Linked DNA regions of Mus musculus: all the other regions are linked to region 1. The links are chromatin loops, found by intact Hi-C in ENCODE. Cell type or tissue: gastrocnemius. All regions are shown on one strand. Each heading gives the region's core, and the rest is flanking DNA. Links, peaks and the distances in the headings are about the cores only.

The links. Hi-C counts contacts between places; a loop is a spot of excess contacts. Peaks named below come from ENCODE experiments on the same cell type or tissue, not always from the same donor. Only the 100,000 strongest peaks of a DNase experiment are listed, where the experiment ranks them.
Region 2: it touches region 1 in a loop (7-fold over the local background); 8 of 42 quality-filtered maps call a loop at or near these places.
Region 3: a loop joins it to region 1, with 10 times the contacts of the local background. A loop is called at or near these places in 18 of 42 quality-filtered maps.
Region 4: it touches region 1 in a loop (10-fold over the local background); 9 of 42 quality-filtered maps call a loop at or near these places.
Region 5: it touches region 1 in a loop (16-fold over the local background); 25 of 42 quality-filtered maps call a loop at or near these places.

The regions. Positions count from the first base shown.
Region 1 is chr8:82,741,846-82,748,164 of GRCm38, reverse strand. It overlaps the pseudogene Gm9655. Among named protein-coding and RNA genes, the nearest start is that of Zfp330, 29 kb to the left of the region's middle. In gastrocnemius, for the core only: no CTCF peak of the experiment used is centred there; a DNase peak (open chromatin) is centred at 3,447.
Region 2 is chr8:82,026,517-82,031,516 of GRCm38, reverse strand. All of the region lies in intron 17 of Inpp4b (inositol polyphosphate-4-phosphatase, type II), which reads right to left. Among named protein-coding and RNA genes, the nearest start is that of Gm25267, 120 kb to the left of the region's middle. In gastrocnemius, for the core only: a CTCF peak has its summit at 2,398 (motif pointing right); a DNase peak (open chromatin) is centred at 3,884.
Region 3 is chr8:81,346,281-81,352,599 of GRCm38, reverse strand. All of the region lies in intron 1 of Inpp4b (inositol polyphosphate-4-phosphatase, type II), which reads right to left. Among named protein-coding and RNA genes, the nearest start is that of Gm51582, 6.8 kb to the right of the region's middle. In gastrocnemius, for the core only: a CTCF peak has its summit at 2,975 (motif pointing left); a DNase peak (open chromatin) is centred at 2,962.
Region 4 is chr8:81,476,387-81,482,705 of GRCm38, reverse strand. All of the region lies in intron 2 of Inpp4b (inositol polyphosphate-4-phosphatase, type II), which reads right to left. Among named protein-coding and RNA genes, the nearest start is that of Gm51582, 140 kb to the right of the region's middle. In gastrocnemius, for the core only: a CTCF peak has its summit at 3,835 (motif pointing left); no DNase peak of the experiment used is centred there.
Region 5 is chr8:82,350,872-82,357,190 of GRCm38, reverse strand. All of the region lies in intron 2 of Il15 (interleukin 15), which reads left to right. Among named protein-coding and RNA genes, the nearest start is that of Il15, 49 kb to the left of the region's middle. In gastrocnemius, for the core only: no CTCF peak of the experiment used is centred there; a DNase peak (open chromatin) is centred at 874.

The DNA.
Region 1 (6,319 bases), core at 644-5,643:
CCCAATGTCTTTGTTTCCATTTGAGAAATTATAGCAACCTGAGCAATTTCTTTAGGGGTTCTCACAGGTTTAGATTGTTTCTTAAGTTCAGCAATTACAGTATCATTAGCCAACATCCCACCTCTCCGGATTTCCAATGGATTAGCTCCTTTGCTGATCTTCTCAAAGCCCTCCTTGGCAATAGACCGTGCCAGAACAGAGACAGTCGTGGTGCCATATCCAGCCTCTTCATTTGTGTTATTGGCAACATCCTGAACAAGTTTAGCTCTGATATTTTTGTATTTATCCTTTAAATCAATTGACTTTGTGACAGTGATCCCCATCTTTTGTTACTTTGGGATTTCCCAACTCTGTTTGATAATCACTGTTTTTCCCTTTGGCCCCATTGTAACAGCTACAACATTGGCTAAAAGGTCTACACCTTGAAGCATTAAGGCTTGAGCATCTGCACCAAATTTTACATCTTTGGCATAGGCCTGAGTGAGAAGAGGAGCCAGTGCCAGGGACATTAGTCTCATCTGCCGAAGAACTGTGGGTAGTCAAAGCATTTCTGCAGGGTGGCATTGGGAGAACACGAGTTGAGGCAGTCAGTCTGTGGTGAATGAAGGAGATTTGCCACTTCTAAGATATTAATGTAATTTCCTAAATTCTCTAGTTCATAAAGAAGGTGTGGTGGTTTGAATATGCTTGGCCCAGGGAGTGGTACTATTCTGAGGTGTTTGTTGGAGTAGGTACGGCCTTGTTGGAGGACATGGGAGTGGGCTTTGAGTCTCCTATGTTCAGACTCCACCTAGTGTGGAATGAGAGTCTCTTTCTGGCTGTCTTTGCATCAAGAGGTAGAACACTCATCTCCTTCTCCAGCACCATGGATGCTGCCATGCTTCCCACTATTATGACAATGAATTAAACCTCTGAAACTGTAATCCAGCCCCAATGAAATGTCTTCCTTTATAAGAGTTGCCTTGGTCATGTTGTCTGTTCACAGCAGTTAAACCCTAACTAAGATAGAGGGGACAACAGAAAACTTTTTAAACAATAAAATAAGTCCAAATTTTGGGTGATTTTTGGGGGTTATAGTAAATGAAAATCTCATAATTAAATTTTTGATCTTGCAGAAAACATGACCCTGACTGAAGAATCTACTAAAACAACACTCTACTGTGAGTGTGTATGTATGAGTGTGTGTGTGAGTATGTGTGTGTGTTTAGTGTGTGTATTTGTGTATATGGTATATGAGTATGTGTAGTGTGTGAGTGTATGTAGTGTGTATGAGTGTGTGTGTGTGGTTTATGAGTATGAGCATAGTATATGTGTGAGGTGTGTGTGTAGTATATGAATATGCATGGTATATGAGTGTGTGTGTATATGAATGTGTATATGTGTTTGTATGTGGTACATGAGTGTGTGTGTGTAGTGCATGTGTTTGTGTGTGGTATATGAGTGTGTGTGTAGTGTGTGTATAGTGTGTATATGTGTGAAGTTTGTGTGTTGTATGAGTGTGTGTGTAGTATGTGTGTGTATGTAGTGTGTATGTAGTTTGTGTGTTGAATGAATATATGTTTGTGTGTGTGTGTATGTGTGTGATTTTAGCCTGATATGGTACAGCTGACATCATATTTTCACTTGCAACTGATATGTTATTACATGCAGAAATCTGGTTGTTGTATTTGTACTGAATTTCATTTTTGGGGTGTTAACATATGTGGTGTATTCATGTGCCCACAGGTGTGTGTATGTATCTGTTTTCTTCATGGGTGTGTGAAACCCAGAAGTTAACTCTGAGTGTTTTTCCTCTTGCTCTCCACCTTACTTTTTTAGACATAGCCTCTACAGAAGCTAGAGATGGCCACTTTGGGTAGACCAGTTAGCCAGGAAGTTCTGGGGTTCTGCAGGATTTTAGCCCTCAATGCTGGCATTACAGGTGTGTATAACCATGACCATCACCTCTTAACCTGATGTTGGAGATTCAAAGTTAGGGCCTGGTTTGTACAGCAAGTAGATTACCCACTGAGCCCTCTGTCACTGTCTGTGTCTGTGTGTCTGTGTCTGTGTCTCTGTCTCTCTTTTCCTTTCTCATTTTTTTTTTCTTTTAAACTTTAGGTACCTCACAGCTCAATAGCTACTCTGAGACTTCACTGTGCTTTGACGTTATTTCTGTTCTTCGTTTTGAATTATAAGGTATTTAGTGTTCAGGTTGATAAACATTGACAAGTGTATAGCCACAAAGTCACCACAATAGTTACTCCCCAGACTTTCCTTCAGTTTTATGCTTATGACAAGTAAAGCCTCTGCGAGCCTCTACCTTCCACTCTTTAGAGTAGAAAGATGGGTGATATAAAACAACAACAACAACAATGACGACAATGACAACGACGACAACAACAACCTGTCCAGCCACATTTCAAAACCAATCATTTTACATATCAAGGCCCTGCTTGTTTTCTCCTTAACACTGGTATATGTTTTAAAAAATTTCAGCCACTAATATTGTTGTATTATAGTTAATTGAATCCTTAATGATTATAAAACAAAGTCTTTCATCTTAGTAATATTCTCTGATTTGAAATAAACAATCCCACTTCCCATTTATTAGTTTAATGTAGTTTATTGTCATTTGAAAATTTTTTACTTTTTCTTTTCAGTGTTCAGGACTGAACCACAACCTCATGCCTACCTATTTAATTCTCTAGCCCCAATCTTTTATGTTTAGCTTGCTGTACGTACATATTAAAAGTGAGCTTCTTGAATGCAGTATGATAGTTGGATGTTACATTTTAAACATTTTTATGGTGTGTGTGTGTGTGTGTTTGCATTTCAATAGGTATATATGTGTATGGGTGCCTGCAGATGTCAGAACCGGATGTCGGATTCCTTGGAACTCAGTTATGGGTGGTTTGGAGTTGCACGCTCAGTGTGAGTACAGGGGAACAAACTCTGGTCCTCTATAAACAGGGACAAATATTTTTACCAACTGAGTCATCTCTCCTTTCCTGGGCCATATGTTTTTATTTGCTCTGAAAAATACCTATCTTTTACTTGGGGTGTTTAAATCAATTACCTTTGATATAACCATCATGTAGTTAGATTTATATTTATTATCTGACTCTACTTTTCAACTTATCCCATCTCTCCTATGCTTTGTTGTGTTCTCTTTTTTTGATGTTTTTAGTTAATTGCAATTTTTAAGGTTCTATTTTCTATCTTTTACTGGCTATGGCTATGGTGGGTTGCCTTGCCTCCGTATTTGCTTGTAGCATACGCGGTTCACATCTCATAGCTCCTGAAGTCTTACGTTACCACTTCTGGCACAATGTAAGACCCTTCCACTAAATTCTTTCCCCAGTTGATCCCTCCTGATCTTGAAATGGCGCCATACCTTTTGTTTTACACTTTGAGATACTAGCTGGATGTCTCCTGGTGATTCACTTCTTTCTCCCACCTCAAGGTGGCACTCGTGCTCCACATAGATTCACCGTTGCTGTACTCTACTGTGGCCAGCATAGTTCATTAAAGCAAAGGCTCTGGGTTGGGATAATTGTATGAGTCCCCTTATTTATTGCTTAATTCTTAGGGATCAGTGTTCCCCCTTATTACTTCCCATCTTGAAAACTGTCACTTCATATATTTTGCCCTGTTGTTCCTTGCCAATGAAGAGTAAATCTTTTTGCTGCTATGCCGTTGCACCTGTAGTGGATAACACAGCTCAGATGCATTTTAATACAAACTAGTTTGTTTGTTTTTTTCTAAATTGTGTACGCTTCTTCACACTTTTACAGGTGCCATTTTGTCATTTTGAGTCTACCATATAAAAGATGTTTGGCAAAATTCAATTTACAACACAGTGTGCCTCTATTTCTAAACCAATAAACGTTGTTACAATAATAGTCTTGGTTTAAAAATGTGCCACCAATGGTGGTTCTGCTGGTTAGTTTTTGCCACCTTGACACAGACTAAAGACACTTGGGAAAAGGGTGATTCAATTGAGGAATTGCCTCCATCAGATTGGCCTGTGGGCGTTGTCTTGATTGATGATTGATGTAGGAGGTGTCACCCCTGGACAGGCGGTCCAGGGCTGTGTAACTGCAGGGAAGCATGCCAGCAGACATCACTCCTCTGAGGTGTAGTCTCTACTTCAGTTCCTGTCTCTAGGCTTCTACATTGGGCTCCTGCATTGACTTTCTGTGGTAGTGGTAAGCATAAGGCAGAGAAATTCTTCCCTCCCCTGAGTTGCTTTTGGTCAGCAAAAGAGACACAAACTAGAACAGTGTAATCCCATCACTCTGGAGGTGGTGAAAAGACCCATTCTTTTTCAAAACCCTGCTACTGATTTTTCTTCAGCAAACTAGGAAACATTTTCACCATGGAGTTCTTGGTGAATATTTACATTAAAATATATTGATTGATTTGCTTTTGTTTTCTCAGGCAGGGTTTCTCTGGGGAACCCTGGCTCTCCTGGAACTCAGTAGACCAGGCTGGCCTTAAACTCACAGGAATTTGCCTACCTCTGCCTCCTGGGATTAAAGGCATGTACCCCCCACGCCCCCACCCCCAGCTATATTGATTGATTTTTAATTTGCGTTATTTTCTAGCCTGGGTTGGTATACAACTTGAATTCTTCCTGTCTTTGCCCTGTCATCTTCTTGGATTATGGGATTACAGTTTTGTACCAAAATGCCCAGCTCTTATAGAATTTTTCATGTGAAGTGTATTTTGGACTTTACAGAAGAGACCATGGTGATCTTTCACACACACACACACACACACACACACACACACACGCACACGCACACACACACACGAGAATCTTGTAGGTTTTTATTTCACTTAGTATTTATTTTAATTAATTAATTATTTAATTATTGATTGACATTCCAAACACTGTCCCCCGTCTCGGTATCCCCTTTCACAGAGTCCCTTCCCCCATCTCCTCCCTTTCTCCTCTGAGAGGGTCCTCCCCACCCCCCAAGGTATTCCTTGGCATATCAAGTCTCTGCAGGATTAGGCAAATTCTCTCCTACTGAGGCCAGACAAGGCAGCCCTGTTGGGGAATAGATACCACAGTCAGGCTACAGCTTTAAGGGAGAGCCTCCATTGTTGGGATACCCACATGTAGACAGTGTTGCACATCTGTTACATATGTGCAGGGGGTAGGGGAGGGGTGCTAGGTCCAGCTTGCATATGCTCTTTGATTGATAGCTCAGGCTCTGAGAGCTCCCAGGAGTTCAGGTTATTTGACTCTGTTGGTTTTCCTTTAGAGTTCCTATTGCCTTTGGGTCCTTCAATCCTTTTTCCAACTTTTCCATAAGAGTCCCTGACCTCTGTCCAGTGTTTGGCTGTGGGTGTCTGCATCTGTTTCAGTCAGCTGCTGGATGAGGCTCTCAGAGGACAGCTATGCTAGGCTCCTGTCTGCAAGCATAACAGAATATCATTAACAGTATCAGGGACTTGTGCTTGCCCTTGGGATGAGTCTCAAGTTGGGCCAGTTATTGGTTGGTCATTTCTATAGTCTTTGCTCCAACTTTGTCCCTGCATATTTTTTAGACAGTACAAAATTTGGATGGACTGTTTTGTAGGTGGATTGGTGTCCTTATCCCCCCACTGGGGGTCCTGCCTGGCAATGGGAGGTGGTCTCTTTAGGTTCCATGTTTCTACTGTTAGGTATCTCAGCAAAGGTCACCTGTACCTCTGGTGGGTGATAGACTGGAGGAAGGGTGTTAAAGCATTTAAGTACCCTTATTAAATGAGGTTTTAAGAATATAAGCCTACACTCACCCATTCCAGGATTCTGGCACTTCCTAAAGATTCCCCCCCCCCCACCTTCTGCAGGTGCAGATTTCCATTCATTCTCCTATCTCTTTGTGACTCCCTCCTGTCCCTACCCACACCTGATCCTGACCCTCCCTCCACCATTTTCTTCCCACTCCCATCTCTCATCCAGTCCCCCTGCTCCCTCTGCTTCCCAGGACTGTTTTGTTTCCCACTTCTAAGTGAGATTCAAGCATCCTCTCTTGGGCCTTCCTTCCCTCTTCTTTAACTTCTTTGTGTATTTTGTACTTTATGGCTAATATCCACTTATCAGTGAGTACAGACATATATGTCCTTCTGGGTCTGGGTTACCTCATGAAAGGATAATATTTTCTAGTTCTATCCATTTGCCTGGAAAATTCATGATGTCCTTGTTTTTAATGGCTGAATAGTATTCCATTGTTTAAATGAACCACATTTTCTGTCTCCATTCTTTGGTTGAGAGGCATCTGGGTGTTTCCAGTTTCTGGGTATTATGAATAAAGCTGCTATGAACATAGTAGAGCACGAGTCC
Region 2 (5,000 bases), core at 1-5,000, 720 kb after region 1:
GCTAGCTTTTAGCAGACGCCAAAATTGTCAAGGAATGGGTCAATTTATGACAAAATTGTATATGTTTTTGTAAAATTCAGGCATATATGAAAAAGTCAAACTTTTGACATTATTAGAGTTCCAAATAGGGATTTTAGAGAATGGTGTGTGTGTGTGTGTGTGTGTGTGTGTGTATGTGTATGTACACGTGTGCAACTAGGTGTACAGGTATGGGTGCCTCTGTCCCTGTGTAGAGACACACTTGCATTTTCCTCCATTGTTCCTATCTTTTAATTTGAGATAGTCTCAAACTGAACCTGAAACTCACCCACTGGCTAAAGCCTCTGGCCAATGAGCTTTGGGCTCTGTCCTTTCTCTCTGCTGTCCATTGTTAAAACTAGGAGGGTACTTCATCATGCTTGGCCTTTTTCTTGGATACTGATTGGTTGGATTTTGTTTTATACATTTTACTTAATGAAGAAGGAGTGACAGGACTGGATCCAAATCAGGCCTTTGCAAATCACATACATTACTCAGGGAGCTATCTCTCTAGCACTAATCTCTCTCTCTCTCTCTCTCTCTACCTCTCTCTCTCTCTCTCTCCCTCTCTCTCCCTCTCTCTCTCTCTCTCTCTCTCTCTCTCTCTCTCTCTCTTTCTCTCTCAATTTATCATTCTATTCGTTTACATCTCAAATCATATCCCACGTCCTGGTTACACTTCCCCCAGCTCCCACATCCCACATCCACTCTCTCCCCCTCCCTTTGCCTCTATAAGGGTGCTCCTCCCACTCCTACTGCACCACTTCAGCATCCACCTACACTGGGACATCAAACCTCCACAGGAACAAGGACCTCCCCTCCCATTGATGTTAGACAGGGCCATCCTTTGCTCTCTTCTCTCTCTCTCTCTCTCTCTCTCTATATATATATATATATATACATATATATATATATATATATAGTCATGGATCCCTCCAGTTACACTCCTTGATTAGTGGTCTAGTTTCACAGTCAAAATGTCTGCACCATGTCCTCTGCATATTTATTCTAGCTTTCTTTTTCGTATTATTTTTATCAGACTCCTGAGTGTGTGAGTGGGTAGGTCTCTCATTCTTGTGCCTTCTCTCTGGTCTCTTTTCCTCCTTTGGTTTGTCTTGCCCAACTTCAATGTGATGGTTGTTGTGGTTTTATTATATTTAATTTGTTATGGTTTGTTATCATTTCTTAGAAGTCTGTTCTTTTCTAATGAGAGACAGGAAGGGGGTGGATGCAAATGGTCAGGCAGGTGGGAAGGATCTAGGAGGAGTAGAGGAAGGGAAAACTGTAATCAGGATATATCTATAGAAAAAAATCTATTTTTAATAATAGGAAAAATCAAAACCAGTTAGGGTACTTACATGTCTAGATTTCTAACATTTATCAACTATATAATTATGAATTTGACCTATGATTTATGAACAAATTATACCGTATTTTAATTTACTTAGAGAACGAAGAGTTGAGAAATATTAAATACAGATTTGGGGTTTTGTGACAGTCTATTACAATCTAAATAAATTAAAGGTGGATTGACAAATACAACATAAATGATGGAAGATTTTTTTAAAAAGTAATTAACAAGTAGGTTTGTGATAACATCATATTCTCAGAACAACAACGTCAGTTATCAGTTAAGACCTTAAAAGAACAGTAAAGAATGATAAAAAAACAAATCACATGAGGGCTGTGCTGCATTCACTATTATTTATTTTCTGTTGTGATAATATAAACTAAATGACCTAATTCAAATGGTTGATAGGAAAATGAATGACCTCAAGCTTCATAAAGAGAGAAATGCTACAATGTAAACAATACATTATGTTTCATCTTTCCAAGAGATATTGTAGACTTAAGTGTTAGTATTGGGGGAAAAGAAAACACTAGAAAAGGAGAAATTCAAGGAAAGCTTATTACAGCTGGTTTCATTTGACAAAGAGTCTGCTTATGCTTCAGGCTTAAATATGAACAGTGATTCAACTGACATGATTCTTATACCATTGATTACATAAGAAAATGGGAAAGATGACTTATTTTTGAATAAATAACATTTCAGGTGCCAACAAACAATGCTCTGTGTTACCATATATCTTCCATACTTATTTGTATACCCCATCCTCTCTCATTCTGTACCTGTTATCCTCAATGTGAAAAAGTATTTGCATGTGTGTGTGTGTGTGTGTGTGTGTGTGTGTGTGTTGATATCACACACCCTTACATATTAAAACACTAGGAAAAGACAGTTCTGATAAGTTTACTCATAGTTCAATGTTGAAAGTTAACTACAACCATGTTCTGTCCTGTGATTGGTTCTGTAGGTTTGAGGTCCCACTGTGGAATTATCAGGCAGGAAATACAGCTTTTGTGCAGTAGGTGGAGCTGCTTTATCAGGCTGAAGTAGAACTACGTTGTCAGTCATTTAATTCAAGAATGAATAAAACATTTTCCTTGTTACATTTGCATAGTTCTCAAAGAACATGTATCTACTGCTTAAGCATCTTGAATCACACTCTCCCATGCCAAAGGGGTAGTAGCTTGCTCAGGGGTGTGATGTGCTCTTTCTACTTTGAAAACAAAAAGCTAACTTAAGTGTATAGGTTTTTGTCCTTGAATGAGCTTGTCAATTCAAGCGAAATACAGCTGTTTGCTTTTCTTAAAGGTTTTTGAAAGTGGAAGCTTCACAGGCCACTTATAAATTTCAGAATGAGAGAGTGTGGGATAGAGGAAAGTAGAAGAGAGAGGGACAGAGGTGGAAACAAAAGAGAGAAAGATAGAGACCATTTCTAGTTTTACTAGAATAGGGATAGAAATACAAAGGTACTCTAAACTGAAGAGAAACAGGAGGCATTTCACTCACTAGCAACATTCCAGCATCTCCATTTAATACCACACATTCTATAAAAAAATAGTGATTATATACTTTTGATTATAATTTAAGAAAAATGAGAATTTAGAAGACCGTTATAATTGAAGAGTTGGAAGTGTTTGAGCATGGTAAGATGACTTGAGGAAGACAGTATGCTTTCTATGGAGACACACAAGGCATCAAGGAAGGTAACAGATATGTATCTTTTATAAAGAGAAACTATCAGCTCTGCCAGTAGTTAAAGGAACTGCCCCAGCCAACTGCAATGACTACATGTTTCTTTCCCATGTTAACACCCAGTGCACTCTGCAAATCCCAAGTTCTGACGTGAGCACATTAGGCTATGGAGGGCCAGAGAGAGGCAGAGTTCAGATCGTAAATGGTCTTCCTACTACAATGAACATTTCATGGCGTTCTTACAAGGAGCAAACTATGCTTCCATTTTCTTATTAAAGCTGATGATTGGTTGGGGGAAAAGAGCTCACTCTTCTCACATTGCTGTCATGTCCTTCCATAGTCCCCCATTTGCATGGTGGCTGTTTTGTGCTTCACACAAAACCATCTCTTTTTACATTGTGGTCAAAGTAAAAATCTATGCATGCACTCACATGTACTTTCCTGAGTTTAGTTTTTTTTCCACTTTACACATGTGTATGACCACACATGTATGATCATGTGTATACGTGGGAAAACACATTGGTAAGATGTGCCTAGGAAGCAGAGCACCTGTGCTTGCATCATGGTTTGCCACCACATCAGTACCTCATAGCTCATCACCTTGGCAGTCCCTGAATTGTAGTTCTCTCATGGGCTTCCTTCAGCAGCAGATGAAAAAATGAAGAGAATGTTTTAGTATCTTCATAAAAACTTGCTGAGACTCCTTAACCCTGAGACCAACAAGCAGAATTTTTCCTCAGGAAAACATAAAATGCATGTGGCTTAGCTGAGCTTTTCCTGAGCTCTGATGGAACCTGGAAGCCATCCAGGCAGATCTCTGCTTCCCAGCCTTTTACAGCCTTCTCTAATGTATTCAAGTGAAACTAGCTAAAGGATTCAAAGGATGACTGCTGGGTGCCCTCCCTCCCCTCCACACACCATCTATTTCCTGTACAGGATGTCCGTGTCCTCTGAGCTCAATGGCTCTTATGTTACTCGGGAGAAAAATAAAAGGGCCATGTAGCAACCAACTGTAGCGTGGTGTAATGCTGTCCTGCCAATTGCTGAGCCATTTTCTTCTCAGGTATTTGATTTTTCTCTCCTCATTTAAAATAATTAACTCCACAAAAGCATGTAGACAGTCTTAATTTTGGGATCACAACTTTTCAGATATGGGGGGGGGAAGAAAAGCTAAAAAGATCGAATAGCCACTAAATGCCCTACAAAGAGCTGAGAGATGTCTCAGCTCTGTTCATTTTCTCATGAATTTCTATGAAGAGGAACAGCTGAAGTAGCTCCAAAGGAAGCTGACAAAATGCCCAATGGTTTGAGGTAAACACAAACCAATCTGTATCCAACATGTGTTTTATATTACACACAAATCTCACTTAATACCAAAATGAAAACACCTTCATGGTTGAGTGTTAAGGACAGGAGATGGGGATGGGGATCTATACTCTTAGAATGTCCCTTTCAAAAACCCACATGCTATGACAGCAAAGTTACAGCTCTTTCTGAGCCCCTCTGTGTGAGCATGTGTTGAAAATTCAACTTTTCGGTGTGCACACGTGAACAGTATTCTAGTCATCAATATGAGCATGGAAGGGTAAATTACTGGGGAGCATGCCTCAGCACAAGGTACAGCGAGTTTCTTTGTGTGAGTCAATACATGTGGCCAATGTTAATCATAAGCCTAGACACCGGCCCTCTTGAGGCCTCTAATCTAGACATATCCTAAGGGGAAAATAGAAAAAGCAGGTTAAATCCTGACAGCGATAGGCAATTGAGGAAAAGGAGCGTGTGCTGGGGTCTGGCTGCTTCATAGTTATTTCTGCAGGCTGAGGGTGTTCTCTTCCTGTTCTTGCCTTTATGATTCATTTCCTAACTGTGGTCCAGGAATTGAAAACTCAATTTGCATTTATCTTACCCTAATAAATACTGATTTGGCTTCCTTACATTACCG
Region 3 (6,319 bases), core at 541-5,540, 1.4 Mb after region 1:
CCAAAGAACATTTCCTAACTTTTAAAATGGGAGAGGGGCTCTAGGAATAAATCTTCATGAAAGAATAATACATATGATGCCCTGATTCAGTTCCCAGCAGTAAATTAAAAACAACAACAGTTGAATCATAAGACCACCACCCTCTGTAGCTATCACACAGAGGGTGTATAACATGGACACTGACAATAGGACTTGTGCTATGAACAGCTTCTAGAGGATGTCAGTCCTGGCTTCCCTTGTTAAATCCATCCTCACCTTTAGAACTAACACATTTTTAATATCATTACTGCTGGTGAAATGATAACCGGTCTTCTTGTGACGATGCAAATAAACAAAGCAAATAAATGGAAGCCTTCTGGGAAACAATTTGATAGTGTGAGGGCTTTTAAAAAGTTTCACATTCTTTATTCAGTATGCTGTTTCTAGGAATTGCCCCTAGAATAATACAAAATAAGATCAAATAGAAAATATTTGCCACAATTTGATGACAACAAAATCATTGCCAATAATCTAAAATCTAAGAATTTCTATGACTATATAATAATTCCCTGATCTCTATCTCCCCTGTTCCACACACACACACTTGTGTGTGTGTGTGTGTGTGTGTGTGTGTGTGTGTGTGTGTGTGTGTGTGTGATGTGTATTCATATGTGCTGATGCTGATGCATGCCACAATGTACATGTGAGATTAGAGGATGGCCTAGAGTGTCTGCCCTCACCTTCCACCATTTTGGAGGCAGGGTCATATGGTAACTTTTCTGCTGTGTATGCCAGGCTAGCTGGACCAGGGTGTCCAGGGATTCAGTCTCTGCCTCCCATCTCCCCAGTAGTGTTGGGACTGTAGACATTTGCTCTATGTAGCTTGTATATGGGCTCCAGGCATACAAATCAGTCAGTCCTCGGTGTTGTACATCAAGCACCCTGACCTAGTGAGCCACTCCTTGACTTCTACATTCATGTTTTTTTCAGCTTGATGTGTTTGACAACCTGGGGAAAGTGGCCATCTTTGTTACTCACTGCTATGACCAGAACATAGCCTAGCAGAGTACCTTGCAGATAACAAGTGTCAATCAGTATCTAAGCTAGCTTGAAGGAGAGAATTTTAAATTAAAAACAAACAAAAGAAACACCCACAAATAGACTATAATCATTATAAGAGAATCATAGAAAATTATAGAAAGAACGATAAAATGCTAACAATGTTGATTTGGGTGATGTTTTCTGCCTCTTTAGACCTCACTTGTCCATTATTTATGTTAATGGAGCCTTACCACACTTTTAATCAGGAAAATAAATGAGTGGAAAAAATAGAGAAGTCAAATAGGGTAGAATGTCTCCATTATGTTCCGATCCACTATCCCAGCATCAGCATTCCTCTCTCACTGTTGCATAAGATACGAAGGAGACACACATAACCAAATAAAGGGAGAAAAAATGGGAGCACATCCCAGGCAAGGAATCATTTGTAAAGAACTATTTTATAGCTATACTTCCTTGGATATAATTTCTATAATTTGTTCCCACACTCCAAAGAGGCTAGAAAGTGCAGGAGACTAGAGATGAAGTTAAAATGGTCCTTACTGAACATCTATAGTATCTGGCTACAGGGAAGACAAGAATTCACTCGTCCTGAATGGACAACTATAGATTGGGCTTATGGGGTAGACAGGAGTCCAGTGAACTAGGCGTATGACCTTTGAACTTTTACATATAATAAAATATTTTTATTAATGCATCTCATAATTAGCAGCTTTGGTTGATGATTATTCCCCTTGATCTCCATTCCTACAATGCAGCGAACGTGATTGAAAAGCAGATCATCCAGAAAGGGAGACGATGCAGTTGCTCCATCCTGCTGCACTTATGAATGAACTGATTGCATCTGTTATGACTCATAATTTAATCATTCACCTACATAGAGTCAAGTCTACCATCAGGTTAACAAAAGAAATACTTTCAGTAACTCTTACCTGCATAAACACCAATAAACCATAAGTACAGCAGGGTTGGTCTAGTTTGCTCTCTTACCATCATAACACAGAGTGTGTTTGGGAATAATGGAAGCATTAACATTGTAATTTATTCTTCCTTCTTTTCCCCCTTCCTTCCTTCCTCCCTTCCTTCCTCCCTTCCTCCCTTCCTCCCTTCCTCCCTTCCTCCCTTCCTCCCTTCCTCCCTTCCTCCCTTCCTCCCTTCCTTCCTTCCTCCCTTCCTCTCTCCCTTTCTTCCTTCCTCCCTTCCTCCCTTCCTTTCTCCCTTCCTTCCTTCCTTCCTTCCTTCCTTCCTTCCTTCCTTCCTTCCTTCCTTCCTTCCTGTTGCTTTGTTGGTAGTGTTGCTTTTCATTTGTGTGGTTTTTTTATTTTAAGGAAGGTCCTTGCTGTGTATCCAGGGATGAATGCTAACTTATTATCCTCTCATCTCTATTTTCTTAGTGATGGAATTAAAGACATATACCACTATGGTCTACTCACTTGTAAAGTTTGTTTGTTTGTTTGTTTGTTTGTTGCACTGATGAGGTACTACAGGGAGGAGGCTCAGGGGAAGCAATGATAGTCTGTGTTTCCTAGGAAAAAAGTCAGAGTGTGTTGTGAAAGGGTTAAGATTCAAATGTGTGTATATAATGGGTGCCACAATGTCTGTTTTTGGATTGACCATATGTCTTTATTTTTGTCATGCTCATTTAATTTTTCCTTTCCTTCTCACTTGCCCAGTCATAAGCAAAATTCTGGCAATTAATTCCGAAGAGTTCTCCAGGTATGCAGACTTCACATAAAAGCAGCGTATGCTAAATCAAATCTTTAAAGTATTTCAAATAACAGATCTCCCAGATACAATTCTAAGGTTTATGTGCTTGTGGGTTTTAACTCAGTTAACTCCCACAATAAAAATAAATAGCTTAAAAGAAAAACTTTAAAAATGGATGCAGTGAAGATGGCCTAAGAGCTGCATACTGCCACCTGGTGGTGAGTGTCTATAATGCCAGCCTCCCTTGAACAGCTATCTGAGGAGGGAATGCTGTATTTTAAAACAACTTTACCAGAGGACAATGAGGAAACATATTTAACCTTAAGATTTCAGCAGAAAGAAAAAAAATCTATTGAAACAGAGGAAATCACAGATACCATTAAAAGCAACCTGTCTTATTAAGACACATCCAAGCAGATGAGTAAATATAAAAATCTTTAGATTTTGTTAATGAAGAGAGGAAAAGGTGTGTTTTAAGGTGGTGTGTGTGTATGTGGCAGTTGGAATTGAATCCATGGCTTTTCCTATGCTAGGCAGGGTGTTCTACCACTGGCCTATGTCACCAGCTAAGGTGGGCATATGTTTGTTCATTTGTTTCTTTTTTGACAGAATTCCCTGTTATCCACAGGGACCTTGGACCAACTGTGTAGCCAAGGACAGCCTTGAGCTCCTCCAGATCTTCCTTCCTCCATCTCCTGAGCGCTGGGATTACAGGTGTACAATATCACATAAAACTGACATTTTTGTACTGTGCTTCACCTAGTAATGTATTTTATAATGGATGCTAGAGAGATGGCTGAGTGAGTGCTTAGGAGCAAACACAGGACCAGAGTTCAGGTCTCAGCACACACTTGCCAAGACCATTGTCCCTGGAACCTCAACTCCAAAAGCAGAGGAGACAGTGGGAGCTTGGTGGCTTCAGCCTAGCCCAGAGAACGGCAGTGTTAGGTTCAAGAGGCACTCTCCCTTAAAGGAATACTCAGAGAAAGACAGGATAATAGACACTGGCTTCTGATCTTCATATTTAGAACTGAGTGTATTTATACACACACACACACACACACACACACACACACACACACACACCTAAAGCTTACAAAAATATTTTCAATAAAATTTTGTAAACTCTCAAAAATGCTTTTAAAAATATTTATCTGTAAGCAAGACACATCTAGGGAGTCTGTGATACAAAAGTGTTTGGAACAGCATTGGATGATATTAAATAATTATAAATGAGATTTTAATGCTTCCTTGAAAACTGCTGAAGTCTCAGCTCAAGCTCACAGGTTATAACCTTGGGTTAACATGCCACTGATTCTCAGTTTTCCTTTGCTTCCCTCAGGTTAAGTGACTTTTTAGGTACTAGAAAGCTTAGTCAACGGGTCACCCCTCTTGGCTTTTGTCTGGTAGAGCAACCAACAATGATTAAACAAGAACTACATTGAAAATTCTAAGAACAAGTTCTCTGTGGAGGACTTAGACAGCCTGGGAGGATGTGTGTTTAGTGTAATATTCTAGAAGGGCAGTCTTCCTGCCTCAGCCTCTCAAATTCTGGGAATGTATCATGCCTACTCAAGACCACCACTGTAACAGTAAATAAAAATTCTAGCTAGTTAGTTCATTGTATGGTACTGGAGACTTCCCAAGGTCTTCCTCAATCTAGACAAGTGCTTTACTGGGGACCTACATTTTCATCTCAAAAAGCTATCAGTAGGATATAGCTATATATAGTTGGATGGGTGTTAGATTTTCATTGTCGCTGTTGCTTGAGGGTTTTTTGTTGTTGTTGTATTTCATTTTTGTTTTTCATATGCTGAATTGCTTTATGTTAACTAGACCCAAGCTAGAATTCTCTGAAAGGAGGAAACCTTAATTGAGACAAAAAAAAATGCCTCCATAGGATCAGACTATACATAAATCTGTAGAGCATTTCCTTAGTTAGTGATTTTTGGGAGAGGGCACAGCCCATTGTGATTAGTGTCACCCCAGGGCTAGTAGTTGTGGGTTCTATAAGAAAGCAGGTTGAACAAGCTATGGGAAGCAAACCAAAATACAGCACCCCTCCATGGCCTCTGCATCAGCTCCTGCCTCCAGGTTCCTGTCCTGTTTAAGTTCCTGTCCTGACTTTCTTTTATGGTGAACAGAAATACAGAAGTGTAAGTCAAATAAACCCTTTTCTCCCCAACTTGCTCTTTTGGTCATTGTGTTTCACGGAAACAATAGAAAGCCAAACTAAAGCAATTCATTTGTCACAGTGATGGGATTGAATCCAGAGAGCTTCAGGTTCAAGGTACTAGTCTCACCGTGAAAGGTGTTTCTAGCTTTCATTCAGATAGAATTTTCATAGTGAATAATTCTGAAAGTTCTCTTTAAACTACAACCACTTAACCTTTAAAAACTCACTCTTTTGAGAAATAAAAAAATGTCACTTTCTTTCTGTGATATTTTAAATTAACACATAATATATAAATATATAAACAGTGTCTAGAAGTTTTCATTCCATTTCCTTTTGTACCTTGGAAGAAGTTTACCGTTGCTACTGTCACTTCAGTGATGTAATATCAACATGGCTTTAACACAGCCTGCATGTCCAGCACAACATCCCTAACATTGGAAAACATCAGAGAGAACCATTGAATAATTTCACTGTTAAGCCTGACAAATAGCTTTGTTGAAAATAAAAAGCCAAGTGAGTGGATAGATGGATACATAGATAGATAGATAGATAGATAGATAGATAGATAGATAGATAGATAGATAGATAGATAGATAGATAGATAGACAGAGAGAGATGGATACATAGATAAATGGACATTGATAGGTAAGCAGACTTATGATCGTTTAGATACTCAGATGGTAAATAGATGAATAGATAATTGATAGATAAATGATAGACAAAACTCCCTTTTAAAGTGTTATCTCCATCCCCATGAAAATTATTAATTTAAATAATTCCCAAAGGAAATTCCATCAAAGCCCTATGATTTGAGAAACTCACAATCTCCTTTACTCACTCAATTACCTCTCTGCATGGTCCCCAACATATCATCAGGGATCGTAGCAACAATAGCTGCATAGTGCAGAGCAGACTTACTCCAAATATGCCTCAAAAACAAGTTTGGAAAATATTACTTAAGAGTGCTGCACTGTGCTGTGATGATACCCACGGGTCAGCAAAATTACAGAAACAACTGGAAAGATGTAAACTCAAGATTCCACACCGCAGTCCATAGGCCTTGTGCAGATTGACTATACTAAGATACTCACAGGGTAGAAGATGTGAGCCCCCAGAGTGCCTTGGATAAAAGACAAGTCCTTCAACAGTCACAGACTGATTAGTCTGGGGTTTAGTCACAATCCATAAAACATCACAGCATGTCTTTTATGTGTGTATATGTATGTGTGCATGTATGGGTTTTATGTGAACCATGTGTATCTAGGTATCTGAGGAAGGTCATAAGAGGGCTTTAGATCCCCTGGGACAGGAATTAAAAGCCCTTGTGAGCTGACCAATGTAGATGCTGGGAATCAAACCTAAATCCTCGGAAAGGGCTGAGCCTTCTCTCCAGCCTTG
Region 4 (6,319 bases), core at 758-5,757, 1.3 Mb after region 1:
GCCAGTTAAAGCTTCAAATACATGTGGAAGAAGTTAATAAGTCTAAGAATGACAATAAATGTTGAGAGTAAGTTTTATGGAAGTGAATTCTGAGACTAGTTTGAAATTAATGTAGGCTGTTTATGTATTAATTATTTGTGATGAAGCGGGAGTGTGCTGTGTATATGTGTGCATGTCATTCCTCGGGTACTGTCCATCTTTACAGGGATCTATGAAGATCGAGTTTCTCAGGAACTTGGCAGCTCACCATGCATCTGGTCCAGCTTGCCTTGCTAGTACTCAGATATCACAGATGCACCACTGCATACAGATTTTTCTACAAGGGTTCGTGATCTCAAACTCAGGTCAGAGTTTTCAATGGAAGTGTTCTGCCAATTGAGTTATCACCCCAGCCCACTGTCTAACTTATATTAAGCATTTCCTATATTCTAGAAAGTATTATAAATTAATAATAATAGTCTGGCTTTAAAACTCATTTTTTAAATTATTTTTTCCTTCCTGGATTTATAGAAAAAAAATAGGATAAAACACAGAAGATTATGCAACTTGCCTTCAGCCAGGAAGAAATATTCTGAAAGTGGGCATAGTGGGAATCTGGAATTCCAACATTAAGTAGGTTAAAACAGGAAGCTCATGATTTCTAGTCCATCATGGGCTATAGTGAGAGCCTGTCTCAAAATGGGAAAGGTCAAATTTTCTATGTGATATAACTGAAAAATCAAATTCTTTGAATACACATTTTCCCTGTTATTACTGCCCCATTTTACTGATGGAAAAATTAGTACAGGAAGTGATTAAAAATACAAGTGACTGAGTCTAAAAATATTGGTGGACACAAGTACTTCATATACAAGTGACGTCAGAAGGGTTGTGAGAGCTACAAGATATTATCCAGGAATTGGTTAGAAATAAAGTTGCAAAAATTTGGGATGTGGCCAGCGGTAAAGTGCTTTTGGAATGGCCTGATGAGGTGTTTAAATTTACAGAACATCCTAAAGAGAGCCTGGTCTTTTCAATTTGTTGGGTTAATCCATGTAAATGAACAGTCAAATGAATGTGAGAAGAGATGCAAGATGCATAAAGAAACGGAAATCAAAACCTGATGGAGACAGCATCATACCAAATCAGAATGGCTATCATCAAAAAGAAATTAACAATACATCCCATAAACAACCACCAAACCCAGACACTTGCAGATGCCAACAAGATTTTGCTGACAGGATACAGCTGTCTCCTGAGAGGCTGGGCCAGTGCCTGGCAAGTACAGAAGTGGATGTTCATAGTCATCCATTGGAAGGAGCACAGGGTCCCCAATGGAGGAGCTAGAGAAAGAAACCAAGGAGCTGAAAGGGGTTTGCAGTCCCATAGAAGGAACAACAATATGAACTAACCAGTAACCCTAGAGCTCCCTGGGACTAAACCACCAATCAAAGAAATCACATGGTGGGACTCATGGCTCTTACTGCATATGTAACAGAGGATGGACTACTTGGTCATCAATGAGAGGAGAGGCCCTTGGTCCTCGGAAGGTTCTATGCCTCAGTATAGGGGAATGCCAGGGCCAGGATGCAGGAGTGGGTGGGTTGGAAAGCCGGGGGAGGGGATAGGGGATATTTGGAGGGGAAACTAGGAAAGGGGATAACATTTGAAATGTAAATAAAGAAAATTATCTAAGAAAAAAAAAAGAAAACACAAAGAAATTAACAGGTGTGGCCAAGGATGTGGAGAAATACAAGTGCATCTGCTACTGGTGGAGATATAAATTAGAATAGACACTATGAAAAACAGGAAGGCAATATATCAGGAAACCAAAAACAGAACTACCATTATGAACCAGAAATTCTATTACCTATACAGAGTATAGAAATTGTTACATCAAAAACATGCTTGCAGCCCCCTGTTCCTTTCAGCCCTGTATACAATAGCCAAAATTTAGACTAAACTCAGATGTCCTTCCATGAATAGAGACAATGGCATATTTTCACCATAAAAAATACCAATATCCTATCATCTGAAGTAACATGGATGAAATTGGAGGGCATTATTCCATGTGAAATAAGCCAGACACAGAAAATCAAATACCACATGTCCTCTGGGAAAACTAGAGACTGGGAAAGGAGGGGTTTAAGATGGAACAGAGTTCAAATAAAGACACCGGAGTCCAGCTATGGTGTAGGAGTCCCTAATTTTGTTTATCATTGTAGAGATACCAATGAATAAACATCATAGGACACACTTCACAATGACCACAGGACATGAAATTCCCAACACATAAAAACGAGGAATGAAGAAATCAATTGTATTAAATTATAATATACTGCATACATGCACTAAATTGCCATACATAACAAGAAAAGATGTAGCCATACAGTCTCAATAATGAGTTACAATTAAAAAGGAGAAATATGTACATGGATATGAAGCAAGAGTTAGCATACTGTGGAGCTAGGTTGAAATTGGCAGTATCTCTATTCCATCTACGTCATGAGCAGACAGATGGATGATAGATGCCCTATCAGATCTCAGCAATGACCTCTTTTAAGGGATTAAATAGGGGAATCACGGTTTAGGGCCATTACAGAGCCAGTAAGCTGCACACTTCGGCCCCAGGTTCAAGGTTGGCTAATGATGTGCTTCTCATGTATCCACAGCACTTGCCCCCTGTATCAAGTCCTGGTGGGGTCATTTCATGGGTCAAATAATTGGAGCATGATTTCATCACCTGTGAATATAATTAAAACTAACAGCCTCGGTGTTGGGGAAAATCTCGGCACAGTCTTCTACTACTACTAAAATGGATACGAAACTCCAGTAAACTTGATGTTTCTCTTACAAGTTAAATTAAAAACTCACAAATGAATAACTTCAGGATGAAGCAGAGGCAACTTTATATTAGAAGAGTCATTGTTAGAATTTTCTTTGAGGGAGAAATTCTCTTTATATTCTTTTAACAGCCTTTGTTGAAATGTTTTTAAATGCAACTTACATCAAAAATTTTCTGAACAAGAGAGATGGAAAGAAGTCTATTTTTTTTTTTACTATTTATAAAAACTGCTTGGTATTTGGTTGATAGACAGTCATTCAGGATAGGATCCTAGCACCAAAAATCCAAAAGATTAGACTGAGTCCTCCTAATGTGAAGTAATCTAACCAGATAAGAACTGCATCAACAAATAAATTCCATCCATTGAACACTGACAAGCTATAGTTTGTTATTAACGTCTATAAATATTTACCTACCTTGTTAAGGCCTAAATTGTGGATTGCAATTCACAGAACATATAGTTTTCCTATCTCCATGCTGTTTTGTCAATTGGTGAGAAAGCATTCACAATTAGTGTGTTGTCTTCCTAAATGTTCTGAGTTCCATGCAATAACAAAACAGATTCTGAATATCTTAGGCATTAGTAAATGAGCAGGGTACAGGTATTGGTATTCAAAAATTAATGCCACACTCTCTTCTGAGATTTGGTAGCTACAAAACACACATCTGCAATGACAATGAAAATAAAAATCCAAAGAGCCAATGCTTATGCAATACATAATGTATGCACCACAGGGCACACCTGTGGAAATGGAGGGTGTAACATCAAGTACACTTTCTGAGAAGATGTGCAGACCTTACAAGTATATTGAAATAAGAAACACCAAGAGGAAGGGTACAGTAACTTTGAGCAGAAACAAGCATAAAATAATCTCATAAGACTTTATATCTTTACAATTCTACTTTTATATTTCATTAAAATTATGAGATAAGTGTTGTTTTCAAATATGATGTTCTAATAAAGTTCCTTTTTGTGACAAGGGTCACGGAAACCCTAGGAGATTACTGCTGACACCTAGTGGCATGATGTTTAAATGCTTAATGCGCTTAAAGAGAGATGATACAGACTATGCATAGTGTATAATACATGCATACATACATACATGCATACATACACACATACACACATACATACGTATACATATATATGGAAGAACTGAATTACAAACTATTAATTTCAGTCCAGGTATTTAATTTTCAGTCAATTGAGTCTCCTTCATGACTAGTCCCTCAATATTGAATAAATTAAAACTACCATGTCTGTTAACCCTTAAGAAAACCAATTCCTTCAAATCTCCTTAGTCTTTTTCTGGATATTGGCAATGGGAACCCCAACTCATAATAAATCTACTTTAACCTCAATAGGTTTTATTTTATCCCAACTTCTCAAAGACCCAGGTTTGACATTCAGTGTTTACATAACGTAGAAGCCTTGTCTACCATCGAGCAGGGTGTGTTAAATCTCACTCCACATTCAAATGCTGGCACACCCAAAATGGCCATGAAACTGCCACACATGATCCCAGAGGATCAGATATATGACACTTGTGCATGGTAGGACAGGGCTTCTTCAAGGGTCTCTAGTATCCACATGGATGATGAGACAGAAAACACAAAAGAAACTGAAATGATTATGACATTAACCAAGACCCTACAGATAATTTCTATCAGATGCAACAATTGTGTGTGTGTGTATGTGTATATAAGAATGTGTAACAAAAGAAAGACACTCTATTTCTAGATGCACTTTTCTGCTACAGCACTACAGCACTTGGGAACACAGCAGGTAAAAATTAAATTAATAAATTAATACATAACTATTTACTTTTATTAATTTTTGTGTAAGATGTAAAACAGGAAAAGGTCACAAAAGACACTGACTTTTCTCTTAGTCCAAAGTAACTTTTCTGAGTAACTCAGGTTAGACATTTCATCAACAACATGTGCAGTGTGGCACACACAATGACAAATGCAGTGTGGCCCACAACAATGGGTGACAAGATTGGCCATCTTCCTAGGGCCCAAAGTATGTCCCACCCGTGAATTTATAAATTACTGGATTGTCAGTATGATTTTATTCTTATTGAAAATATGTGATGAAAATAGTATATGTTCTCCAGATAAGCCTAATTAATGCAGAGCATAGCTAAGTTATAGCTCTCATAGTACAAAGGAATCTTTCAGCCTTTTAAATGCTCCTTCAATGAAAATCTTGGAGAATCAAAGAGCATGCATATTCATTCAAAGGATATCTATATTACACATTGGAGTGAAGGCAAATGGAAAACAACATATTTTCAAAATTATATTGAAAGAAAAATCATCATTACAGATGGCTTTATTTAAAATGATAGAAATATATACACATGTAAGCATACATATACATGTGGAAGCAGAAGGACATATGTAAGCCAATGTAAATCAAAAATACTGGAATAGATTATGTATTTAAGCAATGATATATGGGTGCGCCTGAGACACAGACACCCACAATGAGAGAGAGGGGGTAGGGGGGAGAGAGAGAGGGAGGGAAGAGAGAGGAAAGAGAGAGAGAGAGAGAGAGAGAGAGAGAGAGAGAGAGAGAGAGAGAGAGAGAGAGAGGGAGGGAGGAGAGAACTGGAATATGACAAAGATCTCAGAAGCTAATTTGTGTGTGTGTGTGTGTGTGTGTGTACATAAGTGTGCCACTATACATGCAAGTGTGTGTGTGTGCATGTGTGTGAAGGCTAGAGGCTGATGGGCATCTCACTCTGTCAGTCTTTTTTTTCATTGGAGTTTTTGAGCTGGGTGTTCACTGATTGAGCACCTCTGGCTGGCTGTATGAACTAAACCCTCCTGTCCCCATCTGCATAATGCTTGGGTTAAAGGGAGAGACATAGATAAGTGATCAGCCTCACGTGCATCTGACTCAGTAGGTTATGTCAGTCAGTTGCTCTCTATGTACATATGTAATACATAATGATAGAAGAAGACATGGTTTTAAGAGAAGATATGGGAGTGACCATAGGAGAAGTTGGAGGAGAAAAGATAAATCTGATGAAAGCGTATCATACTCATTGCATGAAAAAAACATATATGTATGCATACATATATGCATACATACATACATACATACATACATACATACATACATACATACATATTGTCTGAGTTTTGAGAGCACTAATTGCTTGACACAGTGACTACATCTAGGCAAAGCAGAGTCCTCATCAAACATGAGCTCTGAATTAAGCCCTGCTACAACTGCCTCACACACATTGGGCCTCAGGAGGATCCAAATTTCCACTTAAAACCATGCTTTTTATTATTCCGTTTCAATTTTTCATGTTCTGCTTTCTGTTGTTATTAAAATGATGTATGTGTGCTAATAATAAAAAATTTGTGATACATTCTTAAAATATCAAAATATTTATCATTCTAAATATTAGCATGTAATACATCAAGAAAAGAAAACAACAGTAAAATCAATCTATAAGTAGTATACTTAAAAAGTAT
Region 5 (6,319 bases), core at 582-5,581, 390 kb after region 1:
AAACACATTGCTCTATAAATTACCTTTCTATTGCCGTGTAAGAAGTCATGAACAAAGAGGCTTAAAACAACATCTTCAATAGAGTCACAGTTTACATGGGTGTCAAGTTCAATTGGATATTTTTTCCAGAGTCTCATTAGGTAGAAAGCAAGACATTTACCGGGGAAGCTCTTATCTGGAGATGCTGGAAGGAATCCATTGCCTGGCTCATTACAGTTTGTTGTCAGAATTCAGTCTTTGTAGGTTAGGAATGAGATTGATATTTCCTCACTGGCTATCAGCAAAAGCTGCTTATCATGCTGGAAATATGGATGCTGTGTTTCATAGCTCTCATCCTTTTCAAACTGTTGGTGATTTATATAGTATATGTAATTTTAAGTCTAATTTTTCCTCATAATTTCTGTCAGTCGTTTCCCCTTTTCGACCCTCTCTCTCTCTCTCTCTCTCTCTCTCTCTCTCTCTCTCCCTCCCTCCCCTCCCCCACCCCTCCCTCTCCCTCTTCCTCTCTTCTTTATAACTAATGTCATATTTGATGTTTGTGCTCAGCAACTTCTCTGGTAAGCCATTCAGTATGACACAACATAGTCCTAAGTGACCCACCACAGCACAGAGACGATATCTCAACACGCGTCCTCCCCCTGTCATACTCCCACTTGAAGGGAGAAGCATAAATCTATGAATCACAAGGAATTGGCAGAATTAATGTCAGCAAGTCTGCAGCCGACTGAACTCTGGGGCTTTGTCCTTACACAGCATTCATTGCAGGGCTTGATTTCTATGGATGGGCCTTCTGTAAAGCAGCCATATCATTGTACAGCCAGTCTGTGTGGGTCTCAAATACTGCTATAAAAAGTACCACCTCAGAAGGCTCAAGCACAAGTTCTCACCCCCTTGTCCCATAAAACAGCAGGTCCAGATGGTCAAGCAGTGCATAAATGATGCTTCGTTATGCTCTACATAATTTTTGATTTGTGCTTGTGTTTGTTAGTGTAATCTGCCCTATTTTATCACCTGCTTTGATGCTGCCTTCTCCCCTCTGTCTCATAAACCCACTGAAGAAATTTGGTTAACTAGCATCATGTCCAAATACCCATGGAAATTACAGTTTTTCTACTTACTTGCCTTTTTTCCCAGTTAATTGTGTTAAATGTTTTTGAGTCTCATAATAAGGCATCAGGGGAGCTGCAAAAGATGCAAAATCAACTGAGAAAGAGCCAAGGAGGCATCATGGCTCATGCTTGTAATCCAAGGACTTGGGCACCTGAGTCAGGAGGGTTGCCCTTAGTTTAAGCTTCTTAGTGAGTTACAGGCTAGCATGGCTACAGAATGAGACCCTGTCTTAAAACACACACACACACACACACACACACACACACACCAGAAAACAAAGGTATAGAAGAGAAAAGGGAAATTATACCCAGGATAATAAAATACCCACAGATAATTAACTAGAGATCACAAACATTTACATGAACAGATTTAATGTCCCCACAAAGGAGAAGCTGATACAAGCGTTGTTCTACTGATTTTAAATAGGATAAAGATGGCGCGCATCTCTTGGGCAGTAGAATATAACACTTTGATAGAACCATTGCCTTCTTAACTGACAGCTTCTTAGTCTCTATGCTGAATACCCAGGGAGTCACCTTTTCTCCTGGTATTCACCAGGCCAGAGAGTCCATTGACAGACTGTAACCACTTTCTGTGTGTTTTGAATGGTGTGGATTATGGGCTAAACAGCTTTAAAGCTCGATTACTTGATAACTCACTAGGGGCAAGCCAATAGACATCACTGGGCTGCAGCATTCATGCTTATAAATATGCATAGTTCCCAAATTCCATAAATGATACAAGTATCATTTATGATGTGTTTGAGTTGGGTTTGACTAATAAGAATTCACTTCCTGGATCTTGTAAAAAGAGGAAAAAGGAATTCCAGGTGTGTGTACTTTCGTCCATGTTCAAGCAAAGCCTGGTGGAAAGTCTGGAGGACCGGCTGTGGGGAAGCTTTAGAGATAATTTTTTTTCTTATGAAATAAAGGCTTTTGTATTCTCAAAGACATCTTTCTTTATTCTTTGGGCCAGAAATATATTTATCTCAAATGCTACTTAAAAAACAAAAACAAAAAAACTTTATACTTGATAGCATTTTAAATGAGGCACAAATATTTCTGCTCTCCAGCACAGATTATTAAAATAACACACGAATGTCAAACATGATAGTGCAGAGTAGTTGGTGTGGACAAACTCTCTCTTTTAAAGCATTGGGTCTGCCTTTTTCACTGTTGTAGATTATGAGAACTGTTCGTGTTGTCATTTTGATGGGTTATGCCTGAAATGGATGGCTCAGTTTTGACAAGTCAGAGCCTTCACATAACATTTTAAAGTGTTAAAGGAAATTAAATGAACAGTAAAATTATAAATTGGGCCTAAGCTATAACTTCTCTCACCGGAAGAGAGGATATTAAGGGTAACATGCACATAGGGAAAGATTGTTTTTTCTTGGCAATAAAATTAGGACAATAACAACCAACAGAGAGTGAATCTATTTGCCTTGCCACTTGGCATTCCAAAAAATTCAAAAGAAGCCTCCACCAGGCAGGCACGTATACTGCTATATATTTGCAGTGTTGCCACGGTGCAAGGGAAACAGCTGTTTATGTTTTCATTTTGATTTTATTTTCTGTTTCCATTGCTGTTCTGTCAGTGCGTGGCTTCATAAAGCTGTAGGGTTCTGTTAGGGGGGACCATGGAGGCCATGTGTTTTGGAAGCCGATGTGTTGGTTTTCCAGTTTGATAGCAGTTCCTTATTGTAGCTGGAGGGAGGAGCATGACTCTGTTTGTGAGAGACAGGGAGTGACAGGCCACCAGTCCCATGCTCAGAAGTGTGCCCTCCCTGTCTCTGAGCTTGCGTTTATGGGGTAAATATTATGTTGCCGGTTGGTTTTGTTTCTTTTGTTCAAACTATCTGAGACTTGTAAGATGGCTGCTTTTGTCAGACACTTGCTGGAGAGCACTCTCGTAAAGCTGCCTCCTGGAGATGGCTTTATGCCTTGCCTATAAAGTAAGCTTTCATAAGATTTGGCCGGAAAGCATCTTTATGTGTTGCCGTCCTGTTAGCTACCGATGAACTAACAAAGCTCCCCATGCTATTTTTACTGAGGGCGTGTTTGACTTGGGTATTTGGACATAGCCTTCATCTTAGCACCCACTGTTCTCTCTCTGAACTGTTCCCCCACCAGCCTCTTGTAGGAAAGAACAACACAGTCTATGCATCTCTCCTCCCTGTACGTGGAAACCAACCAAGCCTTTTTGGGTGTCTTACTTGGACATTTGAAATGACAATAACCACGTATCATTTAACATGTCCCCTTGGACTCCAGACCTAGCTGCTGAGACGTGCTTCCTATGAAACAGTCCCCAATATCTATCAGGTGGTTTGGAGATTATTTCACTGTGGCAAATATATTTTCATTTCAATTCTGCCATGTTACAAATTCTTGTTCCAATATTTTCTTTCTTTAAAAAAAAAATCCACAACCGTTCCGTTAAGCACGTGGATCCAGATGCCTAAGCTCGGACCCAGGCTTGCTTGCATTGTCACTCCCTGTCTCTCACACACAAAGTCATGCTCCACCCTCACTCCCAGATCTATCTCACAGACCCTCTCTTGACCTTGAATGGCCACAGCTTTGCTCTCTTAACATGCTGGTACTGGTGATATCTGGACGAGCCACTGCACACCTGATGTCCTACAGTTCAGCAACATAGTGGTTATGTTATATACTAATTGAATGATGTATGACCAAGTGTCTATATCCCTTACAACATAGTTCCTCTCCTCCTCCCTCCCTCCTTTCCTTTCTTTTACCTTCCTTCCCTCTCTTCCTACCTTCCATCCTTTCTTCCTCTCTCCTTTTTGCTTCTTTCCTCTCCCTTCCTCTTTCCCTCACTTCTTCCTTCCCTCCCTCCTTCCCTTCTTTTCTCCTTCCTTCCCTTCTTTTCTCCTTCCCTCCCTTCCTTTCTACCTTCCTTCCTCTCTTACTCTCTGCTCTCCCTCCTTCCCTTCCTTTTTCCTTCCTTCCCTCTCTCTCTGCTTACCTTCCTTTCTTACTCTCTCCTACTCCCTCCCTCCTTACTTTTCTTCCTTCAAACAGTTTTGTATTGATGCTTTAAATTCTTCTATAAAATGAGTCATGAAACATTTTATTCCTTTCAGTTTTTCTTGGCAGTTGGCCTGTTTGATTAACTTCTACAAAAAGGAGCCGAAACGTTTTTAAAGGATAGCATAATTCTTAGCAATCTTTCATTTGGTCTGGGAACAGATTGCTTGGTGTCTTAGTTATGGTTATTTTTTCTGGGATGAAACATCATGAACAAAAGAAACTCTTAGAGGAAAGGGTTTCTTTGGCTCACATATCCCGAATCACAGTCCACAGAGGGAAACCAAGGCAGGAGCTCAAAGCCAGGCAGGAACCTGAAGGTGGGAACTGATGTAGAGGCCGTAGAAGAGGTCTGCTAATGGCTTGCTCATCCTGTGTTCTCATTGAACACAGTCGATGGTTCACCAGTCTATGGGTGGCACCTCTCACACTGGGCTGGGGCCTCCTCCATCAATCACACATTAAGAAAATGCTCTACAGGTTTGCTTACATTCTGATCTTATGGAGGTATTTGCTTAGCTGAGGTTCCCTCCTCTCTGATAATCCTAGCTTATGTCAAGGTGACATAAAACCATCCAAGACACTTGCTGTTCAAAAGGAAACCCAACAACAGAGGCATTTCTCTTTAAAAATAAGAAAATAAGTCAAGAGTAATTAGTGACCCCAACAAGCTGTTTCCTTGTACATCCATGCCATGAGCAGTGCTGACACTCAAATGCTATCTATGGCCAGGAAACACATTTTCATTTCTCCTCTTGTCATTTGCTTGATAAGATTTCAGTCAGGCACAGTCCTGAGTGACTGAAGGGCTAAGCTGAGGCAACCAGATTCGTACCACGTCTTTTACCCTTTTATAAGTTTTATGTTGTCTGTCTCTATTGGAAGCTACGAAATCACTTCTCCCAAGACAAGACAAGCACTTGAGTGGTCCATAACTGTTCCAGAAGACTCTTGCTGTTCATGCGTGCAGTGTTTCCATGCACGCTCCAGCCAAGTCATTTGGAGCTTGACTGAGGGCTGTTAGTGCAAGGAGATTTCTCTATAGGCAGAGAACCATTCTCCAACATCGATCAGTTGTGTGGATGCTGAGGGCAAGTGTCATTGTTGTCTGCTGGCAGTGTACTGTCCACAAACTTCAATTTAATATAAAAATTTATTGAAGTAAAATCAAATAAGATATGAGTCTTGCAGACATTTTTTTTCCAGCTCTAAACAGCATTGGAACAATAAAACTGCTCTTCTGTATGGAAGAGGTTATTAATGTGGGACTTTGCTCTTGGGTGTACTTTCCCTTTCAAAAACACTTTGCTAACTTGTAGTTGTCTGAATATTTGTTCAGATGCCAACAAAAGTAAAACTGATTATTTATTACCACCACATATAAGTTACTAATAAACCAATACTCAGATTTGCTGTTTGCTTATGTACTTCTAATATTTTGATGTGTGTCTTGGGGAATGAGGAAGCTGGAGAGATGACTCAGAAGCTGAGAGTGCTTGCTGCTCTTGCAGAGTACCCACATCCGGGTCCCTACACCCAGGTCAGGTGACTCATAACCATCCTTAACTTAAATTTTGCAGGATCTGATGCCATCTTCTGGACTCTTCAGGTACTGCATTCATGTATGCTTGTATATAATTTAAAGTAAAAATTTTCAATTATAATATGATTTTTAAAAGAAAATGTAAAATCTGGGAAATATTTAACAATGGTAATTTTTCTAGTTTTGTTAGACAATATTTATTTATTTATGTGCCCATGGGATATGTATCCCAGGAGCTTATGGAGCTGTGGAGTAGGTATGGCCTTGTTGGAAGAAGTGTGTCACTGTGGGCCAGAGAACAACTTAGAGTCAGTTTTTTCATTACACAATCTAAGCCCCAGGATTTGTTTGTTTGTTTGTTTGTTTGTTTGTTTTAATGTAGATGAGTGCTCTATCTACATGTACACCTGTGTGCCAAAAGAGGGAATCAGATTCCATTATAGATGGTTGTGAGTCACCATGTGGTTGCTGAAAATTGAACTCAGGACCCCTAGAAGAACAACCAGTGCTCTTAACTGCTGAGCCGTCTCTCCAGCCTTGTTAGACAGTATAACTATGGAAAATATTGGTAATTGAGTTCTCCACGTAATTTCTTTTTATCAAGAATTATCTT